Linked DNA regions of Homo sapiens: regions 1 and 2 are each linked to region 3. Evidence: chromatin contacts called from ENCODE Hi-C or POLR2A ChIA-PET data. All regions are on one chromosome and are shown on one strand. The core of a region is the stretch at or near the end of the contact, and the rest is flanking DNA. Distances in the headings are between cores, read along the strand shown. Region 1 overlaps LINC01344 (long intergenic non-protein coding RNA 1344). Region 2 overlaps LINC01344 (long intergenic non-protein coding RNA 1344). Region 3 overlaps LINC01344 (long intergenic non-protein coding RNA 1344).

Region 1 (2,700 bases), core at 139-2,638, 62 kb before region 3:
TTCTGTCTCTTTTTCTTTCTTCCTTTTTGTTTCTTTTCCCTTTCTTAATCTTTTTCTATGACAACCATAGTCTTGGTCAAGTTTTATATTTAATCCCAGCTACTGCTTTGCCTCTTATGGTGGCTGGAAATTAGTTTTCTCTTTCTTAATTGTACATCCCCATTTAAAATCTTTATTTCATTAATCTGAATGTTTCCAGTTCATGAAAAAAGTCATTTAAAAACAGGATGCAAACAAATTAAACTAAATATGTTTTTCTTATGTTCTGAAGTATTTATCTGCTTTGGATGGATGGTGAGTTGTGAGCACATACCAGCCAACAGAAGGTTAGGATAAAAGATTTGATCTACAACACTAACACAACAAAACAAAAATGATTGTCCTTGGATGGAATAGACTCCAAAATTTAATTGGTTGATATTCAGTAACTCCTTATGGTGGATGAATCCTACCTTTTCCTGAGAGTTCATTTATGACTAATTCCTTCCAGTGACCCATGAGAAAGCCATACTATTTGGAAGCAGACATTCCATTCAAGTCTTACAAACATTGTATGAGTCCAGCTAACGGAATTCAGAATGATTCGGAGAAGCGCTTTTTATTAACCTACTTAAGACAGGCAGTGTTCTCTCTTCTTCATAGATTTACCTTTGAGGACAGGCACTGGTAAGAGCATTGAAAGAGGAGTCAGGTTACACAGGTTCTAATAGCTGGCCTCTAAATAGCTATTGATCATGGGTAAGTTCTTCCACCTTTCTGGGACTCATTTTCCTCATCTGTAGAAAAACTCAGACTAGAGAAATACGAGGCTGCTTCCAGGTCTACCATCTTATGGTTCTCTAACTTATTCTATAAAAGGTATAGAAGAATGGTTCCTGATCTCAAGAAGTTTAGATTTCTTCAAAGGAGGTAAAATAGCAGCCATGTCCCATTTCTGAAGAATCACAAATGTACAAGTAGATCTGCATATTGAAAGTTGAAGTTTATCAGTCAGGGATGGTGGCTCACACCTGTAATCCCAGCACTTTGGGAGGCCAAGGTGGGTGGATCATTTGAGGTCATGAGTTTGAGACCAGCCTGGCAAACACAGTGAAACCCCAACTCTACTAAAAATACAAAAAAAAAAAAAAAAAAAAAAAAAAAAGAAAGAAAGTTGAAGATTATCAATATGACAATGGGTTGAGGTAAAAATATTTTGCCTTTGTTCTTTTTTTCTTTAGGATAGTCTAATATAATTTGAAAAAAAATAAGATTTCATGAATTAATCACCCTCAGCATTTTTAGATTCAAACAAACAAAAAAACTTCTGTTATTCCTCCTACTGGGTGTGAACTTTCTTGCTAGGAGCATTGTGTCCTGTACACATAGGACAAGGAAGGGCAGGACTGGACAAATATTGATCTGAGTGCTAGTTGAGATGAGCTGTAAAAAGGATTACTCAGAATGGAAATATGTAGTTTGAAAAGTGTAAGGGGAACACACTCATACACTGATCATAGAATTTTAACTCCATATAAACTTATGAAAGGAAGGAGAGCAGTAAACAGCAAAAACCTTAAAAATGTGTGTTATGGGCCAGGCGCGGTGGCTCATGCCTGTAACCCCAGCACTTTGGGAGGCCGAGGTGGGCGGATCACCTTACGTCAGGAGTTCAAGACCAGCCTGGTCAACATGGTGAAACCCCGTCTCTACTAAAAATACAAAAATTAGGACTGGGCTGGCAAGATGGAAGAATACGAACAGCTCTGGTATGCAGCTCCCAGTGAGATCAATGCAGAAGGCGGGTGATTTCTGCATTTCCAACTGAGGTACCTGGCTCATCTCATTCGGACTGGTTAGGCAGTGGGTGCAGCCCACGGAAGGCAAAAAGAAGCAAGGTGGGGCATCACCTCACCTGGGAAGTGCAAGGGTTTGGGGAACTCTCTCCCCTAGCCAAGGGAAGCCATGAGGGACTGTGCCCTGAGGAATGGTACATTCCAGCCCAGATACTATGCTTCTCCTATGGTCTTTGCAATCCGCAGACCAGGAGATTCCCTTGGGTGCCTACGCCATCAGGGCCCTGGGTTTCAAGCACAAAACTGGGCAGCTGTTTGGGCAGACACCAAGCTAGCTGCAGGAGTTGTTTTTTTGTTTTTGTTTTTGTTTTTCACACTCCAGTGGCACCTGGAATGCCAGTGAGCACTGTTCACTCCCCTGGAAAGGGGTCTGAAGCCAGGAAGCCAAGTGGTCTAGCTCAGCGGATCCCACTCCCATGGAGCCCAGCAAGCTAAGATCCACTGACTTGAAATTCTCACTGCCAGCACAGCAGTCTAAAGTCGACCTGGGATGCTCCAGTTTGCTGGAGGAAGGGGCGTCCACCATTACTGAGGCTTGAATAGGCGGTTTTCCCCTCACGGTTTAAACAAAGATGCTGGGAAGTTTGAGCTGGGTGGACCCCACTGCAGCTCAGCAAAGTCACTGTAGCCAGACTGCCTCTAGATTCCTCCTTTCTGGACAGGGCATCTTGAAAAAAAAGGCAGCAGCCCCAGTCAGGGGCTTATAGATAAAACCCCCATCTCCCTGGGACAGAGCACCTTGGGGAAGGGGTAACTGTGGGAGCAGCTTCAGCAGGCTTAACTGTCCCTGCCTGCTGGCTCTGAAGACAGCAGCGGATCTCCCAGCACAGCATTCGAGCTCTATTAAGGGACAGACTGCCACCTC
Region 2 (2,700 bases), core at 23-2,522, 43 kb before region 3:
GGTTTGGCACCCCGCCTTTGGTGCCAGAGAAACCTAGGTTCACACTCTGATTAGACCCTTCAGGGGCTGTGTGATTTTTCTGGGAGAATGAAATTAGATACCATCTATAAAAATCTGGACTTATGGTATAACCAATATGTGGCAGCTGCTATTACTTTAACTTGTTCTTCTGTATACAAATAATAATAGCTTTATCTGTTAGGATTCAGTGCAGGAAACAGAAATTGCTTCACTTACATTGAGTAGGAAGGGATTTAGTCAAGGGATAATGTGCTTGCAAAACGGTTAGAAGGGCTGAAGGAGCAGGTTCTAGGCTGGGGCTCACAAAGCAGTATAGAAATTAACCACCACCTCTAGGGCACCTCTGGAGCTGTGCTGGAATCCAGAAGTGACTGCTGCCTCTGCTACAATTCCTGCCTCTCGATACCCAAGAAGCTGGAGAATGGACTCTGGAACTCTGATGCAGAAAAACCTCCTATTTCCCCAGCTTTGCTGGCCAGCAAAATGGCTACAAAGGGGTGCAGCTTCTGCTTTGCACATCTTGCACTGAGTGCCTCTACTTGGCAGAAGACAGCTTGCTTCTAGAACCCCGACTGCAAAGGAGCCTTGGAATCATGGTGCTCAGCTTTCCAACTTCACCCAGCAAGAGGCAGGAATGAAGGTTGAGTGACCATCCACACCACAGCTGGCACTTTCAGCTGTCATTGGCCTCACAGCACCACAGTTAGGTAAGTGCCCATTTCACAAATGAGGAAGCAGAGCCTTCAGGAAGTTACCTTGTCTGCCCCGGGTCACAGAGGAAGGGGTGAAGAAGCAATGTAAACAGGTTCTATCTTAATCAAAGTCTATGCCCTTAACTACCATTTTTTCTAATCCTCCCTGCATCTTGAATGCCTAACTCTGCATGTGGCCACACCTACTGAATGAATGTTAGAGTTCATTCATCATGAGTTTAAACAGAAAATTACACCAACTTAGAATGCTGTGGCCTAGAGAAAGTGTCTTTACCTCCTGAGTGCGACCCAAGTCAGGAGGCAGGAGGCTGACTGAGGGACACGGAGGAGGTATGCACACTCACAGCATGAGGCAGAGCTGTGTGCACACATCAAGCAAGGAAATGGGGCCGGAATATGGGGCAAAGGCCTACGGATTGAATGGTGGATTTGGATGTGGGCCACTTCTTCCAGCCCCTGAAAGAGGACCAGGCAATGTGGCTATGAATGGGCCTAATGAGAATTGATTGATTCGCTCGAGATGTTTTCTTTTTCTTCCTAAAATAGAAAATGACATACCCCATGATTCATGCACTCCGGTGCCCGTGATAATGGCCTCTTCAGTGCACTGACTCTGCTGATAACCACAGGCACTCATCCTCCGCAGAGGGGTTGTGTGCCACACCCTAGGCACATAGCAACCCTGCAGGCTGTCAGACACCTGCCGCAGAGAGTGCTTTCCACACGCTCTCTGGGACATGAGGCACAGTTCCCAGGAGTGCCTGAGAAATCTCAGTTGCCTGGCATAGATGCTAAGGCCTGAGAGAAGAGCCCAGAGTCTAGGCCTGAGGGGCTGCAGTCTGCACACAGGAGTTAACTCATACACATATACAACCCACAAAGCCACACACATACATAGCACAAATACACACACAGATAGACACAGCACACACAGACACATACATCACACACACACAGACACAAACATGCACACTACACACATGCACAGCCCACATAAACACCCACAGAGTTGCAAATATACACAGCACAAATACACACACAAATAGACCACACGCAGAGAGACACATCACACATACACACAGATACAAATATACACACCACACACAAACACAGAGAGACACACACACCACACATACAACACACACAAACATACACACTACACACATACACAACCCAATAAACACCCACAGAGCCACAAACATATGTAACACAAATACACAGAGAGACACACCATGCAAAGACCCAGAGAAACACCATATACCACACATATGCACACACAAACGTGCACACCCAACACATCACCACGTGCAACACATACACCATACACGGAAACACATGAAGACACTTACGTACACCACACACACATATACACACACAGACACAAACATACGCAGCGCACACACACCACACACATACGCAGGCTCATGCACATACTCTACAAAAAGTGCCTCACTACAGGACAGCCATATCCTAAAAGGCTTAAAATAATGGTTATATGGCCTACAAACGCAGAAGGTGTGTATACAAACCAGTAAAAGAAATGAAAGAAAGCATCAAAAATGGTAAATACACGAAGATAAAATCCCTGTTGAAATGCACGCATGATATTTATTGGGATTGGAGGACAATTCAGGCAACACAAATAATTGATATTTAGTAATCTTTGGATTGTTCCTTGTGAACTTATTCAGTTGAACAGCACATTTTTTCAAGTGGCTGCCCTTTAGCCCCTGTACACTCACTGTGTGGCCACTGACTTACACCCACTGGGCATCTGCCAAGTCCCTACCTCATCTCCCTCCCTTCCAAATGTACCTGTCTGGGGACAGCCCTGCAGAGCCCCTGCAGCGCCTGTTTGATGATAGAGCTTGCCACCCAGTCCCTCTCATTCTTCCAAGCTCCTTTCCTGCCCAAGTCAGGAAAGTCCCACAGTTCTTGTCTCATAGTACACACAGGGAAGTTCAGG
Region 3 (2,700 bases), core at 96-2,595:
ACAAAATAAATCAGTGGAAGATGGAACTTTTCAGGCGTGACAAGTGTTATGGAGAAAAATAGACCAAAAAATGAGGGTAGGGAATTCTGGGGTAAAGACATAAAGATAAAAAGCAAGATAAGCAAACATCTGAGAGAAGAGCCATCCAGGAAGAGGCCTGGAGCTGGGAGTGCCTGGCATGTTCTAGAAACACAAGAGGCCAGCAATGCTGAAGTAGTTAGCAGTGAGACAAGTCAGAGGGTTAGCAGGAGGCCAGACTGGAGAGAACCTCGCAGACTTCTCTGCGATGGGGAGCATATGGGGGTTTTGAGCAGGGGAGGAATCTGATCAAAATCATGGTTTTACAGGGTCTCTCGGCCTGCTGTGTTGAGAACAGGCTGGGCAAGAGGAAGGCAGCACAAAGGCGGAAGCAGACCAGTCAGGAAGCTGTTGTAATAATCTAGGAAAGAACTGATGATGGCTTAGAACAGGGAACAAAGTAGTAGAGGCAGGGAGAAGTGACCAGGTTCTGGGATGCATTTTTAAGACAGAGCCCACAGGCTTTGCCTACAGTGTGTTGTGGGATATAAGAGTAAGAGAAGAGTCCAGGAAGAATGTAATTGCCATTCACTGAGATGAGGAAAACTATGGAAGATCAAGTTTGGTGGATGGATGACCCAAGAAGCTCATTTGGTGATGCTTAGCTTTGAGATGACTTTAGATACTCAGTTGAAGATGGTAAGTGGGCTGTTGAATACATGAGGCTGACCTTCAGGGGACAGGTCTGAGTCAAGGGTATAAATTGGGAATGGTCAGTATTTAGGTGGATCCCACTGCCATAAGGCTAGACAAAAACATTGAGAGTAAGTACAGGTAGAGGAGAGACTGAGCCCGGGACAGGCCACCAGTAGACACCAGAGCTGAGAAGGAAGTAGCCAAAGATGAACTAGAAGGAACAGGAGGGAGGCAGGAGGAAGCCAGGAGAAGGTGGGCCCTTCCTTCTCCTCACTGCTGCCTCGTTAACCCTCATTTTGCCTTTTTGCTGTCACTCCACCTCTGTCAGCTTCACCTCTCTCAGATTCATTCTTAGGTAAATAAAGATGTTTTCTATCACTGTGCATGAGCCAAAATAGATATTTACTAGGTAAACACTATTCCTTTAATTGGGCGATTCTTAAAAAAAAAAAAAAAAAAAAAAGAAGGCACTCAGATCTCTGTTCGGTGTGTTCGTTACAATATGTGGATCTGCTGGAACATCAAATTACCCAGCTCCACGGGCTCCGTGGGCTCCACAGTCAGCCTGCCAAATGGTGTTGAAGATATTCTCATGATTGTTGCTATTGTTATTGTTCAGAGAGGCTTCAGCCCTTGGGGCAGCCCTCCCTCCTTCCCTCTCCCACTCTCCACCCCCTGATCCAGAGGCACGAATGCTCTCATCAATTCACTTTGGTCCAGCTGCCAGGCTGGGGAACAGATGTTGCATTGTTAACAGGAAGGAGAAAACAAACAGCTCCACTCTCCTGTGTTCTCCCGCCCTCCTCCCCCATCCCCCTTTCAGTCCCCTGGTGAAAATGGGAAAACAATGTTGGGGAGAGGACGGGGGTCCAGTGAGTAATGCCCTTCTCCCTGCCAAGGCCGAGCCACGGAGCTCCTGACCAGAGGCACACAGAGCATTCTCCTGGGCCCTGTTTATAGAGGACATAAGCTGTGTCAGCTGAGCGGGCTTGCTCATGGCTGGTGACGTGAAGATGTTCTCACTGAGCAGAACATTGAAAGAAGACAATGGCCCTCTTCTGCATGTGGCCCCAGTGACAAATCTACCTGCATTTTAAGGGCAAAAGCTATGACCAAAAGACAAGCCCAGGGCAGAAGGAAAATGTTTCTTGGCTGAACTCTATCTCTGTATGTCTGATCATTTCTCCTCTGGAGGCTTTTTCGAAATGGGGAGAATTCCTTTTTTTCCCTAGAGAACACAGGGTAAGAGTCTCCCACCTTTTCTCTCACTTGTCACGCAGACCCTTCCAAGCTGGGGAGGGGTAGAGGGGAGGGGTGCATGGAGTAGGGTAAATGTAGGAAATCTAGAGTGAAGGCTGCATGTGAAATAGTAGCATGGAGGTAAAGGAGCACACAGCCTGTCAGCTAGGCTAAGGGATTGAAACTTCCCTTGAAGTTACTAGATGGCAAGGAAAAGATTTTAGGAAGAAGAGTGACATACAAGAAACAGATGACATCTCTGTGATAGATGGGTGGGAAGGGAAAGCTAGTCAAGAGGCCGCTATAGCAATCCAGGTCACAGACAACCAGAAGCCCTAAGACAGTATTAGCGATAGTTCAGCTGCTGTCAATGAGGCAAAATCAATAGGGCTTAGGAACCAATTGGGCATGGAGAAGGGGTGGCTGAGGATGATCAGGCTGTAGAAAGAACATTAGTGGCTCTAAGCCTGGAAAGTTTATGTCCACCCTGTATACAACATCCACAATAAAAGTACTGTCTAATCGTAAAATAAGTAGAAGAAAGCCAATAAGCTTTGTTTTTTCTAGGGTGGCATTTTGATGCTTTTTTAAAGCACTACAATCTTGTTTGTTTAAGCTTTTTTTTTTTTATTTCCATAGGTTTTTGGGGAACAGGTGGTGTTTGGTTACATGAGTACATTATTTAGTGATTTCTGAGATTTTGGTGCACCCATCACCCAAGCAGTACATACTGAACCCAATTTGTAG

The links. Hi-C counts contacts between places; a loop is a spot of excess contacts on that map. ChIA-PET counts read pairs that join two places held with the same protein, here RNA polymerase II (POLR2A). Pooled maps may share reads with other maps.
Region 1: a loop to region 3 is called in a map of esophagus muscularis mucosa, with 3 times the contacts of the local background. The contact joins two enhancer-like sites. A Hi-C loop is called at or near these places in 6 of 168 maps with a recorded cell type or tissue (CD8-positive, alpha-beta T cell, Caco-2, esophagus muscularis mucosa and 3 more) and 4 of 50 pooled maps. POLR2A ChIA-PET finds 5 or more read pairs at or near these places in 4 of 52 experiments (HepG2, K562, MCF 10A and 1 more).
Region 2: a loop to region 3 is called in a map of dorsolateral prefrontal cortex, with 6 times the contacts of the local background. The contact joins two enhancer-like sites. A Hi-C loop is called at or near these places in 3 of 168 maps with a recorded cell type or tissue (CD8-positive, alpha-beta T cell, HepG2 and dorsolateral prefrontal cortex) and 2 of 50 pooled maps. POLR2A ChIA-PET finds 5 or more read pairs at or near these places in 9 of 52 experiments (BJ, GM12878, HepG2 and 6 more).

The regions. Positions count from the first base shown.
Region 1 is chr1:182,216,748-182,219,447 of GRCh38, forward strand. The region is part of intron 2 of LINC01344 (long intergenic non-protein coding RNA 1344); the gene reads right to left. Among named protein-coding and RNA genes, the nearest start is that of LINC01344, 96 kb to the right of the region's middle. Within about 2 kb of position 1,389, at least 4 of the 41 ENCODE cell types and tissues checked have a DNase peak (open chromatin) inside an H3K27ac peak, as active enhancers do.
Region 2 is chr1:182,235,044-182,237,743 of GRCh38, forward strand. The region is part of intron 2 of LINC01344 (long intergenic non-protein coding RNA 1344); the gene reads right to left. Among named protein-coding and RNA genes, the nearest start is that of LINC01344, 78 kb to the right of the region's middle. Within about 2 kb of position 1,273, at least 9 of the 41 ENCODE cell types and tissues checked have a DNase peak (open chromatin) inside an H3K27ac peak, as active enhancers do; they include dorsolateral prefrontal cortex, where a contact is called at or near this core.
Region 3 is chr1:182,278,431-182,281,130 of GRCh38, forward strand. The region is part of intron 2 of LINC01344 (long intergenic non-protein coding RNA 1344); the gene reads right to left. Among named protein-coding and RNA genes, the nearest start is that of LINC01344, 34 kb to the right of the region's middle. Within about 2 kb of position 1,346, at least 7 of the 41 ENCODE cell types and tissues checked have a DNase peak (open chromatin) inside an H3K27ac peak, as active enhancers do; they include dorsolateral prefrontal cortex, where a contact is called at or near this core.